Linked DNA regions of Homo sapiens: region 1 is linked to region 2. A link is a loop called in an ENCODE intact Hi-C map of the cell type or tissue named here. Cell type or tissue: PC-3. All regions are shown on one strand. Links, peaks and the distances in the headings refer to the core of each region. The heading gives the core; the rest is flanking DNA. Region 1 has its middle 52 kb from the start of LINC02424. Region 2 overlaps NAV3 (neuron navigator 3).

The links. Peaks named below come from ENCODE experiments on the same cell type or tissue, not always from the same donor. Only the 100,000 strongest peaks of a DNase experiment are listed, where the experiment ranks them.
Region 1: it touches region 2 in a loop (2.5-fold over the local background); 1 of 110 quality-filtered maps calls a loop at or near these places.

Annotation. Positions count from the first base shown.
Region 1 is chr12:78,302,509-78,313,372 of GRCh38, reverse strand. No RefSeq gene overlaps it. Among named protein-coding and RNA genes, the nearest start is that of LINC02424, 52 kb to the left of the region's middle. In PC-3, for the core only: no CTCF peak of the experiment used is centred there; no DNase peak of the experiment used is centred there; H3K4me3 peaks cover 427 bases; H3K27ac peaks cover 1,667 bases.
Region 2 is chr12:78,206,172-78,217,035 of GRCh38, reverse strand. It overlaps NAV3 (neuron navigator 3), which reads right to left. Exons shown (of 40, transcript NM_001024383.2): 40 at 4,026-6,638. The coding sequence ends at 6,519. Among named protein-coding and RNA genes, the nearest start is that of LINC02424, 150 kb to the left of the region's middle. In PC-3, for the core only: no CTCF peak of the experiment used is centred there; a DNase peak (open chromatin) is centred at 5,875; H3K27ac peaks cover 901 bases.

The DNA.
Region 1 (10,864 bases), core at 3,710-7,709, 96 kb before region 2:
CCAACCCCTTCACCGATAACAACATAAAACATGTTGAATATATATTAAAAACATCAGTTTGAAGGCATGGGAGAGCCACGAAGGTATCCAAACTTACAGCCAAGGTCTTAAAGAAAAATGCAGAGGGACAATCTGACACTTAGTACATCTTTCGTCTTTGAAGCATTCATGAGCACATTAGTGATGTATGCGCCACTGAGTAGCTTTTAGCAATTTCAAGGGGCTTGGAAGAAAAAAAAAATAGAGGCTATCAATGAGGTAAGGGCATGGGAAAATCTCCAAATTTTCAACTGAGATGCTTGAAAGGTTACACCAGAGAATTAATGGAGAGCCAGGAATAGAGAGTCTTTACAATAACAAACTCAACCTCAAATAAATTTAATCTGTGTTTGGCTTACATAATATTCTCCAAGTCTAACTACTGCCAGAGGAAAGGGAAATTCCCCACTGAAGAAAGATAATATCTTCAAAATACTCAAATTATGTATATAACCTTTTATACATGATACTCAGCATTCAATCAAACATTGCCTGACACATCAGCCAAAAATACCAAATTACCACAAACAGAAGTGAAAAAGAAAAACACCTACGGGAGATTCCAATATTGGAGATACCAAGCATGGACTCCAAAATAGCTATGGTTAACATGTTAAAGAAAACTGAGATATATAAGGTTAAGTCAGCATATACCTGGGATCTATGAAGCAGAATTACTCTGAAAACCTTAGAAAATCCAGAACTGAAGAATACAATAAATGAAATATCAAAAATAAATAACTCAGATAAATGTGATAGCATATTAGACATAGCTCAAGGAAGGATTCACTGGAAGATAGGTTAGTATGCTAGATCTAAAGCATAAACCACAAAAAGAAATCAAAATACAGAAAATAAATGTACACACAAAACTATAAACCCTTATTGTGATGTACAAGTAATTCACAAATAGTTTAACAGAATTTCATGAATTGGAATGCTCAATAATATTAATTTCTGCCAAAGTGGTATATAATTTCAATGAAATTTCAGTTAATAACTCAGAATATATTTTTCTTTACATTTGACAAACTGATTTTTTAAATGATGTGAAGATGCAGGGAGAAAATAGCTAAACAATATTGAAGAAAAATAGTGTATACAATAACCTTAATGTGGGTTACCATTCACAGTCTTTTTTCATACAAATTTAACCCCTATTTTTCTCAACAAATGAACCTTTTGAAGAATCAATAAATTATTATATATCCCATGTTTTTCTTTACCAACTAACATATTCTATCATTCTGTAAATTTTCATGTTTTCACAAATATCATTGTTAAAATACATCAAAAGCAAACGTAATGGACAAATAATTCATATTAATATTGGTCTTAGCCTATTGATACTACTATAACAAAATACCATAAACTGTGTAGCTTATAAGCAACTGAAACTTATTTCTCACAGTTCTGGAGACTGGGAAGTCCAAAATAAAGGTCTTGACAAAATCAGTGTTTGTTGAGGGCCCATTTCCTGGTGCATAGAGGGCACCTTCTTACCTTATGTTCACATGATGGAAGGAGAAAAGCAGCTCTCTGGGGCCTCTTTTACATGGGCACTAATCCTACTCAAAAGGACTCTGCCTTGTGACTTAATCACCTCCAAAAGACACCGCCTCCTAATACCATCACATTGGTAATTAGGTTTCCACTGTGACTTTTGGGTAGAAACAAACCTTCAGACCACAACAATGATATAATCCAACTATAAAATACAGTCAAATTCACCATAGTTTGTCATTTATTTTTACATAAAGGTTTCCCACCACATTCAAATTGTAATTAAATAGCATTATTTAATAAGAATGTTTTTCAGTTTTGCTGCCTCTTTCTGACCCAAAACAATCTGATCATTTCTATAATAGTTTCATTATATCTATAGTAATAACGACCTAAGAAAATATGCTCATTTACGAGTCTAGAATGTAACCTCCTTATGTAGTTCTACAGCTAACCTTAAAATAAGGTTCAAGCAATTTTTATTTGCTATTTTGACTGTTGCTATTGTGGTATTGTGCTCTATAAACAATACTTTTCTTTTTTTCTATAAAATCTTCTGGTGAATTTCATTTAATTGTCCATAATTATCATGCACCTACTACAAAAGACACCTGAGTTCTGAGCATCCCCAGTTGGTAGCCCTGGATTATGTTAGATTTATGATTGATAAGCCCTATCAGTTAACTAAGAAAATAACCCTGACATGATCCTTTCTGGAGACACTCCTAAATTAATTGGAATAAATGAGAAGCTTTGTTACTTAGGTAATTGAAGTACATAAAGAAGGAATTTATTGTTCAATTCCCACCTATGAGTGAGAACATGCGGTGTTTGGTTTTTTTGTCCTTGCGATAGTTTGCTGAGAATGATGGTTTCCAGCTTCATCCATGTACCTACATGTTGTGCACAGGTACCCTAAAACTTAAAGTATAATAAAAAAGAAGGAATTTAATATTTTAAAGTTTATAATTACAGTTTAAAATATTTAAAGTTAACTAACATTCTAAGTTTATGAAAAGGATCAAATGTCAATCAAAATTCCCCTTAAAAGTGATTGTTCATATTTGCTAAACTTACAATCAAAATAGCAATATTTATAAGCTATGCTTAAAATCTTAAGAAAAAACTAGCTTCTTTATTAAATCAACTATAAATATTTAAGATCAAATTTGATCTCTGAATAATTTTTTTGTGTCTGTGAAAGCCACCTTTGAAGGCACCAAAAACTCTAACAATACAAAACTTAAAAGTTAATGAGGTTTTCTTCATAATCACAATTTGCATTATTGGTAATTCTCAACAAAACTTATCAATTATTGTATGGTCTTTATTGTGCCTCTTTTCGGAAAAGAGGCATGCAATTGATCACATGCAATTGATTACTTGGTGATCTTCACTAGATACGGTATGAACTATGAAAATTATTATACTGGTAATGATAAAGGAGCACACATTCATCAATATGAATAAAGTCACTCAATCTATCTCATAACTGGGCGTCAGATCTTTTCAATGGTATCTTTGTTATACTTAAATTTCAAACATTACATAACACATATTTAAACTTATGTTTCTCTTTGTTGTGATTAGACTGGCTACAACCAAATGTCTATAGACTGCCCAACCCTAGAGAATGTCTTTCATAATGCCGTTTATACAAATATTGCCACCCAAGATTAGCAGCTTGGCCACTATTATTACTATAGTAACTTTTCCAAAAACAGTACAGTTTCAAGAAAACTTTCATAAAGTTACCGAATTAAGTGTTCTTTGCTTCCTGTGGTTCATCTGAAATGTTAATTTGTCCACCTAGAACATTTTAATTTATGAGCACAATATTTTATTTTTGATTTCTCAATAGCATGCTGTTGTAACTACACATTTTTTTCACAGCAAAGTGAATTTCAGATTCTCTAACGTTGCTTGGTAATGTTGTGAAAGAAATTATAGGCATTGAGGTAATGCACAGTACTCCCACATCTTTCACCTCACTGTGCAGTCAGCCAAATTATATATTTATTAATATTGTTAAGCTGGCCTCATGAGTCAATAGATTGAATAGAGTCTCTGTTAATTAAGTTTGCTGATGAAATGACTAGAAACTTGGAGAATAGCTTCAGAATTAAAAATGAGTTTAACCAGCTGGAGGGGATTTAGGCATTGGATAAGGATTGGACCAGATGACCTCTGTGGTCTTTTTCACCTCTGGGATTCTGTGAAAGACTGAGAAATCAATACAGGAATAATTTATATGAAAAAAAGTTCAATGTAAAAATAGGTTGGATTGAATGAATTTATTAAATATGTATTTTAAATATCAAAATCTTAAATGGTTATACAGAGGCATAATAGTTTTATATTCTAACAGAGAGACATTCTAAACTTGTGTTACCAGGGTAGGTTGATTCAATTATGACACTGAGATGCCTTGCTTTCAAAAAAAGCCTTTTCTATAAAACGTTTTTTATGGTGTGCCAGATAGCAACTAGGTGGTTCAACAAAACCTGTGTTCTCTACTTCCTGCCCAATCAACAAGATTACTTTTTTTGCTAGCTAAAATTCACATAGCCAAATTAAATTTTAATCAATATAATGTGTATATAAGTTCTGTAAATCAATTTCAAGCTTTCCCTGTAAATATATCCTCATGAGGTTTTCCATTCTCTTTTTTAGCCCGGCTGTCATAGACTGATATGCCAGGCAATGCAAACTTGGATTCTCTGTCTTAAAGATGACATATCTTAAAAAAACACATACACACATGCATTATATTTATTTTTTTTCTTATTGTAAAATTTAAAATGGCAGAAGTCATGAATAGGTATTTTGGAAGAAGATATCAAAATATCCAATAAGGATATAAAAGGCTAGTAAACTTCATTAGTCATCAAGAAAGTGCAAGTTAGAACCTCAGTGAATACCATTACACCTCTGCCAGAATGGTTACAATTTAAAAAAACCTTACAATGCCAAGAAGTGGCAAGATTGTGAAGCAATAGAAATTCTTATGCACTGAGAGTAACAAGGTAAACTGAGAGTTTGATGGCACTACTAAAAGAAATCAGACACATACTCTATAACCTAGCAATTCCACTCCTAGATATTTTCCCAACCAACAGAAATTCTTAAATACATTTGCCAAATGCATCTACAGAAATCTTCAAAACAATAATATTGATAATAGACAAAGCAGAAAAGTCTGTCTACAGTAAAATAGGTAAATAGTGATATATTTACAATGGAATCTCATAGTAAAAAAGAACAAACTTTTTATTCTGAGCTGAATTATATAATATTGAGCGAAGAAAACCAGAAACAAACACCAACATATATAATTTCATTTATATGAAGTTCAAATGTAGGAAAAAATAAGTATAGTAACAAAAACAGTGGCTATGTTGAGTGTGTATGTAGGGTAGATACTGACTTATAGGGAATTGTGGGAGGCATCTGGAATGCTAGAAATGTTTTTATTTTGATTTAGGTTGTGATTCCACCGCTGAATTTGTAAAAAAATTATAGAGTTTAAACCTAAAATTTGTATACTTTCCTGCAATTAGGAAGAAAAAAGTTTACAGCAAGAGTTATGGTCTGATGAGTCTAGGTTAAATGTCCCAAATATATATCTGAGATATTAAAACAGTAGAAATTCTGTACAGTTTCCTTTCTCAAAGGAGATTCAATGGTTTAAATCATGCCCAGAGGCAGGCTGGGAGATTAGATGACTTTCTGGGGACTCTTTCAGCCCTATGATTCTATGATATTTCCTATAATATGTTCTTTTTCTTGAAACCCCCTTCAGTCTTTCTGTTTCTCTAGTATGAAGTTGTCCTGGACTGAATTTAATACCCTAGGGGGTTTCTCACAAGGGCGCCATAAGTAGAAAGTCTGTCACCTCCCTAATAGGTAATATGATGAAGTTGTATCCAGTGGGAAATGTCAATGGCATTTTGTCCAGCCCTGCTATGGTTGGATGGATAATGCAAGGTCATATACAATTTTCTCTCTGCTCTCGCCTCTGGATATTTTAACATTATTTCTTCACAAGTTTCCCTTTACACTGCATGCTTCGCACTAGATTATATTTTTGCCAAGAGGTACTAAATTGACTTCCCTTTTGTCAACTTTGGAAGAATTTTGTAAACATTCTCAGTGTGAATATATGGAATGAATAGTGGTGATTTCAAGAAATTTTGTGGAAAATATCCGTGGATCCTTTGTCATTACATAAGCAATGGGTTACATTGATGAAGTATTTTGCTTTGAAACACATTTCAGTGTTATGTGGACACAGCCAAAAAGATATAGGCTAGAAAAGAGATTGAAAAAATATTGTATAAAATTATTTTATCATAACCATAGATATTTGAGATTTCACTCCTTGAATATTTTTCATGGGAATTATAAATGTTACTGTCAATATTACTTTAAAACTCTTGATTGACTCAGTTTTGAATATTTATTAAGTGAAGCAATTCACACTGCTACAATATAAATCAAATTATTTCTATTAACGTATTGCAACTTTCAAATAAAATTTAATGTTAATTTCTCTTTAGTTTTGGAAGTGTGCTACATATATTTTGCTTGGGCTTTGTTGAATATATTAAAAAAAAACCCCCCACTAATGTGTTAGCTTCCTTTCCACGTAAACATTTTAGGAGCACTTTTAGTTGGAGAATCCATAGCCTATTATTTCTGGAAGTTCCTCAAGCAAAATATTTACTCTGGAGAAATAAGCTTACAGATTTTAATACATCTACATTAATTGACACTAAAACATTTGTTCCTAGCCTCTTAAGGCTCTCCAAAGGCTGTAATTTCAGGACACCCATTCAAACTTTATGCCACTAAATGCTTTGGGGCAACTACAAAAAGCAGCATTCCATTGGTACTGTGCATCTGTGTATATAGCAATCTCTAAATGCAGCTAATGGAATCTCAGCATGAAACCAGAAAAGATTTTTCCAAACTCATTATAGTTGCAGGTTACCCTAGTTGAAAAATTGATTTTGCACTGGAAAGTGAAAATCTAACTTCACAATGTCATCGATCATTGGGAAAACATGTAATAGAATAATTACTTCTATGCTCTGAGGCCTGGATGCAAACTTATCCATTCACAATTCAAGGAAAATTTTTTTGTTATTCAAATGCAACCAAAATGTCAATAAATTTGAAAGATGATTTATAGGAATGCAGATAGAAAAATCTGTATTTATTTTAAAGAAAAATACTTAAAAAGAAAAAAAAAAACCTCAGGGCCAATTACTAGATATTCCAGTCCCTGCAAAATTTGTAAGAGTACATAGCAGCTAGAATTAGTTTCAATTCAATAAAAACCTCATTCTTCAGATGACTGATGCCAGAGATAAGAATTCTAAATGATATTCATCCTATTGGCATGCATAATAGGCAAATAAGTTTCATTTATTCATTCATCTAGAGATTCATTTAACAAGATTTTCTTGGATGCAACTGTCTAAAAGGCCAATAAAAGAATAGATTTTATGAATCATAATTTTTCTTACCTGGATCATATTTCAAATTTTATAATCATATGTATGATCTAATTTCCCAATTCCAGTAGACTATCTACCCTCATGTTTCTAAAAGCAAAGAATTTTGCTTCTAGTATTTGCTAAAAGTATTTATTTAAAGCACAGCATTTTATGGATCCTTGATTGAAAAACACTAATTTAGTTGACTAATGATAATCATGTACTTACAGAGAGTTTTGTGACTGTAATTCCACAACCAGGCCCAGAGCACCGTTGCATCTGTCAACCATACAGTTCTTTATATAGGTCAGAGGAGAATCTTGCTTAATGCCCATTCCATGAATTTGTAAAACTGGTTTATTAGACAACATCTACTTTAACATGATTCCTAAACTGTAGATGGCAGCCTCTGTTGACTGCCAACATCCTGCTTCTTGGTCTCTATACCTTGGTGTCTCTTCCCTTGAGTGTGAACTAGACTTATTGAATCATTTCTAACAAATAGAAAATAGGAAAAGTATTGAGAAGGTCCTTTCTGAGATTAGGTTCTAAAAAAGTCTATAGCTTCCATATTGGGTGCTTGTTTTCTCTTGTTCTTTTACTCCTTCGTTCTGAGGGCAGCCAGTTTCCATGTTGCAAGCTGCACTATGGAGAAAGCTAGGTGGCAAGGAAATGAGGAAGGTCTCTAGCCAGAGAATGGTAAGAAACTAAGGAAATGAGAACTGTCTCCTACCAACAGCCATCAAGCAATTGAATACTCTGAGGAACGAATCCTACCAATTGACAGAGAAGGAGCATTGCCATCTTGGACAAGCACCACCATTTTAAAGTTCACCTTGATCAAAAACTGCCTAAATCCAAAGGGCATCAGCCTAATGGCTAAGGTTAGCATGACCATAAGCCACAAATGACATCTCTGACCAGAAACATTCCAACCCTAAGATAAACCCCGCCCCTAACCAGAGACATAAAACAAGTTAAGAAACTTTTGCATTTTTGTAAACATACAAAAGTAAAGAACATCATACACCCAATATACCCGTAACCCAACTTTAGCAATTATCAATATTTTGAAAACATTTATAAATTCAGAGGCTAATCACAAGATGTAATAAAATGACCTCCTCTGAGATAACCTCCCCTCCTGCCAGAGAGATGTCAGCCCCAAGATAAACTCCCCTCCGACCAGAGACATTCCAACCCTGCAATAAACTTTTCTCCCACACAGAAACATTCGAAGTCCATGATAAGCATTGTCACCCTAAAACCAGTAAACACCCTTAGTCTGTAAGAGACAGCACTCCTGACCAAAATCGGCCAGAAGCCCCTCTCAGGTTTGTTATCCAAAATAAACCTATCTTTAACTGTTGAGCCGCTTTTTATGTTTCTTTCCTCTTTAACCCCTACACCAATAACCATGTTAGTGAGTTTGGAAGTAAATCTTCTCCCACTTGAACCTTCAGAGGAGACCACAAGTCTGTCTAGCAGGCTGACCAAAATATCCTGAGAGACCTTGAAGCAGAGGCACTCAGCAAAGTTAAACTTAGATCTTACACCCAGGGAAATTGTGAGATAATAATTGTTTTAGACCACTAAGTTTTGCGGCAATTTGCTCTATAGCAATAGATAACTTACCTTTTTATAACTTGTGTAATTAACTCATTTTATTACATCTTGTGATTAGCCTCTGAATTTATAAATGTTTTCAAAATATTGATAATTGCTAAAGTTGAGTTATGGGCATATTGGGTTTATGATGCTCTTTACTTTTGTATGTTTACAAAAATACAAAAGTTTCTTAACTTGTTTTATATAATCAGAAAGAGAATCCACATTTTCCCTTCCCTCTATTTCTTCAAATTAAATGTTATTTCCTTTTACACTTCCTCATATGAAATTTTCATCATTCTTTAGTTTTTTCCACATATTTTAGAGCATATTGGTATAATTAGAAACATTTGTCTCAAAACAACCAGAATTTTTAAAAAAAAAAACCCTAAAAGATTTTTTTAAATGTAGGATCTGTAGGAGAAAGATATATCCAACTCACAGGTCTGCATAACAAGTATAAACCTTATTATTAAGCAAAAATGAGTCCAAAATAATACAAGAATAGTTAATATTACTAAACCTTATTTTGTAAATCTTTAAAAATGATTTAATAAAACTTGCCTTACTGGCCTGTGATAGAGTATTAACGTAGTATTTGCTACTAGTTGGTGAGTACTTATTATGTAATTGGCAAATAGTTGCCTTGTTTTATTTCATAGAAACCCTAATAAAAGCCAGTAAGATAGAGTCTATTTTTTCTATTTAATAAAGAGAAACTAGGCATTAAGATATTAAGTAACTTTTCTAAGGACATATAGATAGTAAGTGATGAAGCTGGGAATTAAACTGAGATTTTAATCACTAAACTATACAATACATATTACATATCTAAAACAGTGTCTACCACAGAGAAAGTGTTATTGTAATTTTTTCTCTTCATTTTCCTCATGCAAAGATAGATTTGAGAGGCAGTGAAATAACTATCTGCATTTGTCAGGTTTCTACTGACATAGATCATACAGCTACCCCCAAACCTCCATGGCTTAAAACAACTTTCCATGCTTTCAGGTCTTTAAGTTGGCAAGAAAAAGCCCTGCTTTGGACTGGAGATCATGTCCAAAACCTTGTGTTTCTTATCCTAGTCCACTAATACCCATAGAAAATGCTTTTCATTTCAGATGGAAGAATCTCCAAAAAACTTAAGCAAAAGTATTTAATGCTTCTTGAGATTTCAACTCAGAACTGGCATGTTCTCACTGTACCTTCATTCTATTGTCAAAGCCCAAAGTCAACGGGACATGGAAGTAACTAGCCCACAACGAATCATGAAAGGGAGGGGATGAAAGGAAGAATTATAGATAAACAATACAGTTTGAAACAGCATTCATAAAAATTGTTATAAAATAAACATTGAATAAATGAGATATTTGATGTTTAAGTTGTATATACTCTAAAATGTTATAGTTTTAGCATAATAAAAATGTTGCTTCGTAGCAATTTTTCTGATCATTCTCATTCAATTTTACTAGTCATTCTGATTAATACATCCATTAACACAAGTCATTTTGTTTTTTTTTTCTTTTTTAAACCATTTTTAAATAAGGAAATATAGGGATCTTTACTCATTCTCAGGAAACTCTTTCTTCCATAATTACTCAAGTTAATGCCTAATGGCTCTAAAGTAATACCTGTAATTACTAAATTACTTTAGAAATTATGTCCTTGGTCACCATAAATCACTGTAAATTTAAATGTATTATGTTTTCTAGGTCCCTCTAGGTAAAAGCTTTCACAAGTATAATCAGATTTCCACAGGTAAATACAAATGATAATTTGTTTTCACTAATGCTCTATGTCTCATCTCTTTTGCACTAGGCAACTTAAGGAACAAAGGAATTTGTTTTAACTGCCCTCTATTTTTAATTATCCATCTTTGATGATCACAAAAACAGAACTGCCACTTTCTCTTATCTTGCAATAAGATAAGATAAGCACTTCCTTGGTGCTTCTTTACTCATAGTTTTGTTTGTTGGTTCGTTTTAGAATAAATGGTTTATGTATCTGTCTCCTTCACTACATTGTAACCTCCTTCAACGAACAAATTGGATCTTATTTATCTTGGTATCATTTGTGTGTGCCTATTCCATGCCTGTTCCAATCTATGCCTATTAAGTGAAACTTGGCTGAACAAATAGATGACATAATTATTCACTAGACAGCTGACACTCAAAGTTATAGAAAAAAAGTGCTATTTTAAAAATAATAGCTTT
Region 2 (10,864 bases), core at 3,750-7,749:
TATATACACATATAATTTTTTTTCTGGAAAAGCAAATAACATAGATTTTTGACCTCATCTGAGGGATCAGAAAGGTTTGTCTAAGGAAACGACATTTGAGACTGTATAAAGGTCTTGGGGTAAGAGAAAGGAAATGACTGTAAAAGAAATATTGTACCAAACCTGGTCTGGAACAAAACATTATTTATCTCTTGATGTAGTTTGTAATCTCCTTCACTGAATAAATTTGAATTGTGATAAAACATTTGGGAATTTTAAATAATTATTTAATTATGAGATGATATTTGTCACAAGGAAGGAACTAGTCACACCCTCACCTACCTGGCAGTCAAGAGTTTGGGGATGTTTAAATTTTCTTCTCTATTTTGTCTAATTTTCCTTTCCCATAGATGTCTCTATTTTAAGAGAAACTTTAAATTGGCCTCCTAGAGACTTTCTACCATCCTGCAAGATTATAACAAAACTTTGACATATGGTCATAGCTACATTGTCTGGAAAGTTATAAAGTTATTGTTGTTATTGTTTCAACAATTACTTCTAGGTTCTACAATTAGGCTAATGTACCAAAATAGGGGTGGTGGATATGGTGATAAAGGAAGCCGAGGGATAAGCAAGATTCAGTTTAAGTACGGAATTGTTGTCCTTTGGTATTTGAGTCTTATTTTTAAAAGCAAAATACAAAAGAGATGAGAGAGATGATCACATTTATATTTTGTAAAGATCAGTCTCTCTATATCAGCATTAATAGAAATATCAAGCAAGCCACAAATATGAGCAACATATTTAATTTTTAAATTTTTCATTAGTAGCCACATTAAAAAAGTAAAAACCAGGCCAGGTGCAATGGCTCATGCATGTAATCCTAGTACTTTAGGGAGCCAAGGTGGGAGCATCTGTTGAGCCCAGGAGTTCGAGACCAGCCTGGGTAACATAGTGAGACCTTGTGTCTACAAAGAATTTTTTTTAAAATTAGCCAACTGTGGTGGCATGGGCCTGTAGTCCCAACTACTTAGAGGGGCTGAGGTAGGAGGATTGCTTGAGACTGGGAGGTCGAGGATGCAATGAACTGTGATCATGACACTGCACTCCAGCCTGGGTTACAGAGTGAGACTGTGTCTCAAAAAATAAAAATAAAAATAAAAAATAAAAAGAATCAGATGAATTAATTTTAATATTATAGTTAATATAGCCTAATATATTGGAAATATTACTATTCTTAACATGTAATCAGTGTAAAAAGTATTTACTCTGTTATCAAGTTCAAATCTACCATGCCATTCTGGAATATTAAGGACAAGTGTTAAAAATTTAAATGATGGAGAAAGATTTATTTAATATTAGTATTTTGTTTTTACAATTTCATGGAAAATACTTGGAGAACTTTCATTTTTCTCTAATAAAATTCTAGTTTAGAATGTGCTCTGTTTAATTTCTATGAATAGGTTTTCTTATTGATGAGTTCCTGGGTAATTGAGAGATAATGTATACTTTATGTAGAGAAGAGATCCTCTTAATGATTACTTATCCAAATCATATTCACTGAATTAAAAATAATAGTGAATTCACTAAGGCAATATTTTACCTATTAATTGCTGTCCCTCCCAAAAACAGAAAACAAAATAAAAACATAATCCAAGCTTTTTTTGTTTGTTTGAGATGGAGTCTCGCTCTCTCACCCAGGCTGGAGTGCAGTGGCACGATCTCAGCTCACTGCCACCCCTGCCTCCTGGGCTCCAGCAATTCTCCTGCCTCAGCCTCCTGAGTAGCTGGGATTACAGGCACGCACCACCACGCCCGGCTAATTGCTAATTTTTATACTTTTAGTAGAGACAGAGTTTCACCATGTTGGTCAGGTTGGTCTTGAACTCCTGACCTCGTGACCCGCCCACCTCGGCCTCCCAAAGTACTGAGATTACAGATGTGAGCCACCGCACCTGGCCTGAAGCTTCCTTTTAAACATCTTCACTGATCAAAGAAATAGAAATAGACATTTTTAAGGTGGCCTATTATTTATAAAAATAATATTTTTCTTTTTTTAATGTGAAAAATCCAAAGCCTGAAATAAAGATAGTACTTGAATTTCTCCAAATGTAAACAAAATTCACTGGTATCATTGATTCTATCAGTATCTGAAAATATATCCTGTACAACTATTCAGTGGACTATTCACAGGGCTTTTTACAGTCAACCTCATAGTGGAGAACTTAGGTATTCATCAAAGGAAGAAGTGAGAGGAACAAAGACTCAATTTTACTGATTGTTTTTTTTGAGACAGAGTCTCGCTCTGTTGCCAGGCTGGAGTGCAGTGGCACAGTCTTGGCTCACTGCAACCTCTGCCTCCTAGGTTCAAGTGATTCTCCTGCCTCAGCCTCCCAGATAGCTGGGATTACAGGCACACACCACCATGCCCGGCTAATTTTTATATTTTTAGTAGAGATGGGGTTTCACCATGTTGGCCAGGCTGGTCTTGAACTCCTGATCCACCCGCCTTGACCTCCCAAAGTGCTGGGATTACAGGCCTGAGCCACCGCACCCGGCCAATTTTACTAACTGTTAAATCCTTTAGGACCATAGCCTGTGTCTCAATGGCGCTGATTCCTAGGAAAATTGCCTGGCACATATTAGGTATAATAACAGCTAACACTTAGGTAACATTTAAGCCAGGACAGAATCTTTTCTGAGTATTTTACATATTTTAAAATATTCATTATTCAAAACAATCTTATGAGTAGATAGATACTATAATAATCTCATTTTATAGATGAGTAAATTGAATCCTGAGACTATTACATTACTGATATTACTCATTTATAGTAACGGCAGTGTTAACATAGAAGCTAACAGTTATTGAAAGTTTCTTGAGTGATAGCTATTATTCTGATTACAGATCTAAACTCAATCCTCTCCACAGCCCTATGAATAAGTACTATTTCTATGCCCATTTTATAAATGAGGAAATTGAGTTAAAATATATATTCTTTCAAAACCTTAAAATAAATTTATTTACACCTTATTCTCAAGAATGTTTGAAAATAAAATAATAAATATTTCTTACTATTTTGTTAATTAATTGTTGTTAAAGCAGTTACAATTTATGGAGGGCTAGGCACCGTTTAAGGAATTTCCATGTAATAACCCATTTGATCTTCAGAGTAATCTGTGAGAGGTGGATACTATTATTATCATCACTTTATGAGTGAGGAAAATGAGGCACATAGAGTTTGAGTAAATTGGCCAAGGTCACACAAAGAATGACAATATTAGGATGTATACTTAGGCAGCCTGAAATTGCATTTAGCAGAACTGTACTGAAGTTTTGGCTAAATTCAATGTTTGTCTGAATAAGATAAATTGTGGAAATTTCCTTATCTCCCAATTGAGTGAAGGAACAAATGCACTGATTATAACCCATTATGGATGATTGGTCTATTTTAACTAATACCTTTCTTTTTTGCTCTAAAACTATTCTAATTCGGAAGTTTTCCTGCTTTTAGAATTAAAATCCTACTTATACCATCAGAAATATACATTCCAATTACTGAGGTTAAAGAGATTTCCAAGATACTTAAAAAGAAATTATAATTTTAAAACAGGTTCTTTTTTCTTTTTTTAATCTTCTCTATTAAAATAAATAAACTACCACCCAAATAATTAGTTTGCTTTAAAATAATCTTTAGAGCTAAAAGTTCAAAAGAGGATTTAATGCAATAAAAACAAAGAAACATTTATTGAGTTAATTTAACTCAGTGAATCTCAACATTTTATTTTATATTCTTACTTTATCATCGGCTATTTAGGAAAACTATTCAGAGTTTTCTAAAATATTCACTAAATAACTATCATTGAAAAAGATAAACTGATTACCTTTATTTACTTGAAAGCTGAAGCCCTTTTTATGTTTATAAAATAGAAATTTGCATACAGTCCTATTGATGGCATATTAATAGTGCAAGCAACATTTTAAAGCTTGACACTTCTTGATGCAAAATTATTCATTTTTTTCCATAAATAGAAACCACACCATGTTGTCAATAAATAATTCCACTTTAATGGCAAAGTAATAATTTAGACAGATACAGGGTGCACATTTGCAAAAAAATATATGCAAGCTGGTTTACAAGCTAGAGGAACAATAAACCAATAGAAAATACATCATCCAGTTAAGTCCATTGACACCAAGTACTTATTGTTGGGGCTTTACAAAGACTACAAAACTTTTCAGATGATTTATTTCACTGTTTCTGCCTATTTACATGATATGTTACATCAAAATGTACAAAATATAAAATGTATACAGACAAATGTTTCACAAACTAGTTTAAGTTGTAAACTAGGTGGACCTACTGGGATGTATTGCAGGAAATTCTGTTTATGCTCATGTTTGGACTGTGTTTCTCAAAATGGCAGGGAAAGATTAGCAATTTTCTTAGATCACATATTATACAAGGGAAACTAGTCACTCATCCAGCTACATATATTGATGTTTCACAACAGATTTGATCCATGTTTGAGGCTTCAAAGTCAGGGTGACAATTCTATGTGCATAAATTCAGTTCGGATTTCCCTTAGGGCAATAGCACCGTGTAAGGACCTATTGACTTTGTGACACTCTGAAAACTGCACAGATGTTTCGTGGTGTTGTTGTTCTATAGCAACTGACCCATTGGTGGTCACAGAGAGTAGCACCAAATACACGTCCTAAAAGTAACACATTTTCACACACTCATAGAAGAAGTCTATACCATGGCCTAGCCCTTGGGTTTCATAAACTTAAAACCTGTCCTTTGTGTGTGGTGGTAACTTCTCCAATGACTGATCAGTTTTCATGCACTCTCTTTAAAGCCTGCCATGACAGATGTACTTTCAGACAGTTTTACTTATCCAAAAATATATTGGCTTCATGTACAGTTTTGAAGCATGCTCACTCTAGCACTGATAGCTCCTGCATAGTCAAAAACAACTGTAAATACAGGACAAACACACCAGATAATACAGCTTTGAGGGTTTGCATTCTGTATTTGTTTGCAATGTACAGGAAATCTCAGCAAGTGAAACACCTCTTAACACCAACAGGATAAAATACAATTTTGTTTGTGTTTGTTTTGATTTGTGCAAGTTTTAAAAATTATTATTTACAATACCTACCCAGTAGACTGTGCAAATCTAACCTTCTTTTACAGTATAAACGCTTCCTCTTCCACAGTGACCTTACCGCTTCAGTGTTCTTTAATGCTGAATTTCTCATGTACAACAATAGCAATCAAAACAACATGCGTCAAAACTCATTAAAAAAACAAAAACAATAGGGAAGGAAAGCCGAATAGTTGTGCTCATGCTGCATCTAGTGCTTCCAGCCCTGCTGGATAATAATTCAAAATCTTCTGCCTTCTGAAACTCTTTCACTTAGAACTGGATGGAATTTCGCCACATGTCTTAGGTTTTAAGTGACGGTCAAAGAGCATTTCTGGGTTATTTTAATATTTTGGAGGATAGGCAAAGCGATCTATTCACAAGGCTAAAAATACTGATCTTTCTCCTATCCATTTCTTCAAAAAAAAAAAAAAGAGAAAGATATATAGAGATGAGGCTACTATGTTAACTGGTGTTGCTTGGTTGTAAATGAAAAGACAGTGGAAATTACCAATGGTTTAGGATTTAAACCAACTGTTAAACTGTCATAGAAATCTGTTTTAAGGCAGTGAGACAGCACCATAGGAAATGTTCCTTCTTTCACTGAAAAGGCTCAAACAAATAAAGCCCTAAAAAAGCCTTTTATCAGTGTTGACTAATAATTGGTATAAAACTCTTGTTAAGGGAGTGGGCAGGTGGTTTAAAAAGACCACTGTGGTAAAAACAACCTTATAAAACCAGTGACTCATATACTAAAAAGTTGGTGGAGCACATCATGAGAACGTGGCAGTTAGAATTAAATTGGCACTTCTCCAGTTTGCCACAGTAGTGTTTTTCTGGTGGTTGCACAATTCCATTTGTGCTTATGGAGGACTGGCCTCTTGGATTTGTTCTGGAATGGGGTGAGCGCACAACACAAACACTACTGAAGCCCTGTGACCAGCACCGTGTGGCACAAAGGAGGTTGGACAGATCAGAAAGATGGACCCTGCCTGGGGCGAACAGCCCCTCAGAGGAAACAAAAGGAAGGGACAAAAAATGGTCTGCATTGTAAACTTTTAAAGAGGAAACAAAGAAAGTCCAGTTTGGCTATCCCATGTGCAATCTGTTCAGTTGCCCTGTCATTAGGGTCCTTTCCAGTTGAGTAATGGAGCTTTCTATTACTCCACAGATATAAAAAATGCTTAGAAATAAACTAAAGTTAAGCTTCCATTGCAATTTAGCATCTTGGCGGTTCAGACTTAGTTCTGCTGCCTCCTTGGAGACCACAACTCTGGGTCAGGGCCCTTGACAGGGTGCTTTTATACTGGCAGTGGTTTAGTGAAAATACCTTTCTTTTGAAACATTTTTTTAAAAGCAAAGTCTTTTCCCTTAACTTTTTTCACCCTCTAGAGGGTAGATTCAAGAGATGAATCCAAAATGTCTTCATGGTGGCTGGTGCTTTCGCTGTCGCAGCTTTGTGTGCTCGAGTAATTGGCTGCTTCTTGGAGTTTCATTAGCATATTCATCTGAAGAAAGAAAAAAGACATCGATGTAGGCAATGATGCATTGAGTAAGCCAGCCCATAAAAAACAAGGCCCTGAGCCACACCGAAGAGCTATCTTATCCCATCCAAGTAACAGGGGAAAATAATTTTAGATTTTTACTCGTTGCCCCTGGCTCCTATGCTGTTTCTCCCAAACATGACTACAACACCAAACCATAAGGACAAAATAGGGCCTCTGGATAACTCTTTTATTTGGGGTTGTGAATGAATACTGCTCCAGCAGGGAGACTGGAAAGGAAACTGTATCACAGCTGGACATCTGGGTTCGTTGCTGGAAAGTACGCCAAGCTTCCCAGCTTTTTGGCTGGGAGAAGCAGAAAGCATTGAATGGCAACTGAAAGTCGTGAATGTTCATACACACACAGACGCACACAGAGGCACACACGCACTGTCCCTTGAGAGAAGGAGGGTATGGAGAGGAATGAAGCCAGCTGCTGCACACAAGCACACCATCTGCTGTTTAGGAGCTGACCTCGGGAGGAGGTGACTGAATGAAGCAGACCATGAGTGTTTGAAGAGGGAGAAGGAAAGAATTACTGTCAAGTTTGTGTTGTTAAATTTCTGGCTAAAATATGATTGATACATCACTGAAAACAAAAACTATCATCTGGAACAATAGTGGCTGTCTCAAGTTTCCCAGCCTTATAGGAGAATGGTAATGTTTGTTCTAGTAAAAGGGACATATGCATGAAAGCACCTGGGGAGAAAGGCAGCTAGCATTTCCATGTATTATAAAATAAAGAGCAGTCACATTGCTTGAATTTTGATAGATCTGGAGCTCCACTGTTAGAGATGGACTTTTTTTTTTTTTTCGGAAAAAAAGTGTTTAAAGGCAAATTGTGAATAAATGGTTCAATGATTTTAGAAAGCACAGAAAAATTGGCACATGTCTTTACAAGGGTAGTGGACTTGTTTTCATATCAAGGGTTTTTATAAATTGTAACAATTTTTATATTACCTAATGCATACTAATTTTATTATTCTATAATCAAAAGTTTTTTTTTTCCAACTTACAGAAATAGAAAGGAGAAATCTAAAAAACGATTCCTTGGTCATATGTTAAGCTATGCATGCTTGTGTGCTCTTTACAGAAAGTGTGCTTGATAAATGCTTGTGAAATAAATGATAAACTGGTAATCACCAATTTCAGCAAGAATTCCTTTCTGACAAAGAGACTACAGTTACAGCATAATTTGAAATCATTTTAATAGTCTCAGGAAAATATGTTTTAACCTAATTTTCAATCTGACTCTCCTAATTTATTAAATAAGCTACATAAGGTTATGAAATAAAAGTAGTAGGTGATAACTTTTTAAACCCAGTAAGCCAAAAAGTCAAATGTCTCCTTCAACATAGTTTCTTTCTCTCCCACTCTCCTCTCTCTTTCTCTGTCACCCACACCCCTACCTTCCTACTTTCATGTCCATTCATATTCCTTCTCCCATTTCTTTTATCTATCTGTCACTCATTAGCAGCTGCCTGTATGTTCAAGCATTTGGGTGAAACTGATCTGTAAAATAAAACTGAGTTTTGAGCACCCTAGTGATTTAGTAAGAGTAGAAATGATAAATGATATCTTTTAAAAAAGATACAGTTGTATCTTAGGCACAAATGTTTGAAATCACTTGAATGCTGGATGTTGTAAAAGTTTCACTGTGTAATAGTATTGTTATTAAAGTCTTAATTTTTTAAAATGGTGTCATATAGTAAATATGTTCCATTATAATACATTCCACATCTCAGATTCATAATAAATGTATACGTGGGATTTACTTTGCCTTTGCCTAGTATTATTTTGTGCATTCAAATCAAGGGAGTTTACAAGAGAAGATTACGTATGATTTAGTCATTATCGTGATACATCACAATTCTCCAAAAAGTATTAATATTTTTCCTCTCTTCTTCCCCACTTCTTCCCCACACTCACTGCTATGGTTTGCGTGTGATATATCACTTCCGAAACTCTTGTCGAAATTTTATCCCCATTGTGGCAGTGTTGGGATGTGAGTCGTAGTGGGAGGTGTTGAATCATGGGGGTGGATTCCTCATGAACAGATTAATGGCATTCTGGTTAGGGGTCAGTGAGTTCTCACTCTGGAGGGAATGGATTAGTTCATGTGCGAGAGCAGGTTATTAAAGAGTCTTGCTTCTTTTCTCACCATGTGACCTCTCTGCACACTCCCACTCCTCTTCCACTTTCCACCGTAAGTTCATGCAGCATGAGGCTCTCACCAGATGCAGCTGCCCAATCCTAGACTTTTCAACCACCAGAACGATGAGCCAAATGAATCTCTTTTCTTTACAAATTGCCCAGCCTCAAATAGTCTGTTATAGCAACACTAAATGGAATAGGGCATCTATAGCCATAAATTTAATGTTTATCATTTCTAACACCTTGATCAAGTCCTTATCATCACTGGTACCATCTAATCTGCTAAGCTTCCAGATTCCATCCTATCTCCTTCAGTCTGTCCTCTCTCTACTCTGTTATTAAAGTGATCTTTAGAAACTGCAGATCTAACTAGGTAAATCATGGCTCAAACACCTTTGACAGTTCTCCACTGTCTCTGTGATAACGTTTTAACTTCCTGCAATGATAAACAAGGCTTAGCATGATCTAGCAATTGTATACTTCCACAGTTTTAATTCCTACCACCAACTGGTGTATAGTTCCCTAAACTCATCATTTCTATTACACTGTCCTCTAATGTTTCACATTCTATTTCTTTAATTTTGGATGTTCTCCCTGCAACCATATGGTGAACTCCTATTAATCATTCAAGATCCAGCTCAAGCATCTCCTCTGTAAAGCTTTATTCTAACTGCTTCCTCAATGAACTCACAATTTTACTTAATATGTGCCTCTATTATGTTACTGCAGTTCATATAGGTAGAAGTCTCTCTTCACTACTGGATTTTAAGCTTCTTGAGATCAGAAATGATACTGTAGTTATCTCCTGATCACCAGGTCTTAGCATTAAGGACATACTTATTAACATTCTCTTTGTTGTTAATGGTGAATACACATTGTATTTTTAAAATAATGTGAGATATACCAAAAACTTGCATCCTCATTCAGATTCAAAAAGTCTCTCTCCTCTCTTCTTCCCTGTTTCTTTGCTACACTCATTGCTATGGGGATTTCTGACACTAAATAGTGGATGTTTCTTGACACTAAATAGTGGATATTTTGTAGGATTTCTGATTTAGAATGGACTGAAAATATATGTTGGCTTCATGCTAGTAATTACAAAAATACATAGAAATAAAAACAGATAGATCGTCACCAGTCTGATCAACATAGAGAAACCCCGTCTCTATTAAAAATACAAAATTAGCCAGGCATGGTGGTGCATGACTGTAATCCCAGCTACTCTGGAGGCTGAGGCAGGAGAATTGCTTGAACTCGGGGGGCGGAGGTTGTGGTGAGCCAAGATCGTGCCATTGCCCTACAGCCTAGGCAACGAGAATGAAACTCTGTCTCAAAAAAAAAAAAAAAAAAAAAGTAAGAAAGAAAGAAAAAAGATAGAAATATTTATTTTTTTAAAACCAGAGAAAGCCTGCCAAATATTTAGTTTTAGATGACGTCTTTTACCATTTAGCATGTAAGACCTCATAACTCCCTGTTTCTTAAGATGTTTAATAGAGCAGCAGGTTAGGAACCAGGAAATTTTTTTACCCCAATTCTCATGCCAGAAGGGAAAACCTTGAATTTGTTTCCTCTACTAGAAGACAAGTGCATTCAGAACCAGGAAAAAAAGTGCTTTATGGGGTGAGCTGAGCTGGACTATGAGAATTGGGAAAGTTGTGGGCATTTCCTAAGGGTTTCATACTCTACAGACTAAAACTGAGAACAAATCTTATAAACACCTCTCCTTATAAAACAGACATATTATATAAAAACTGCAGAGGTAGGACTGGAATTTTTGAGGAATTCAGATTAAATAATCCATACTCATATTCTAAAGCTTATATTTACTCTGTTAATCATTCTATCAGCAATTATTTAGTATATGCTCACAATTATGCTGAATCCAAACCAATTTCATCAGCACTGTTGATTCCTAACTATGAATCATCTAAAAGGCCAGGTACCATGTTATAAAAATATAAGTCTGGGCTCTTAAGGAAGATATCGCCTAGATCAGAAATCAGCAGGAAATCCCTGGAATCTAAGTAGGTCTATAT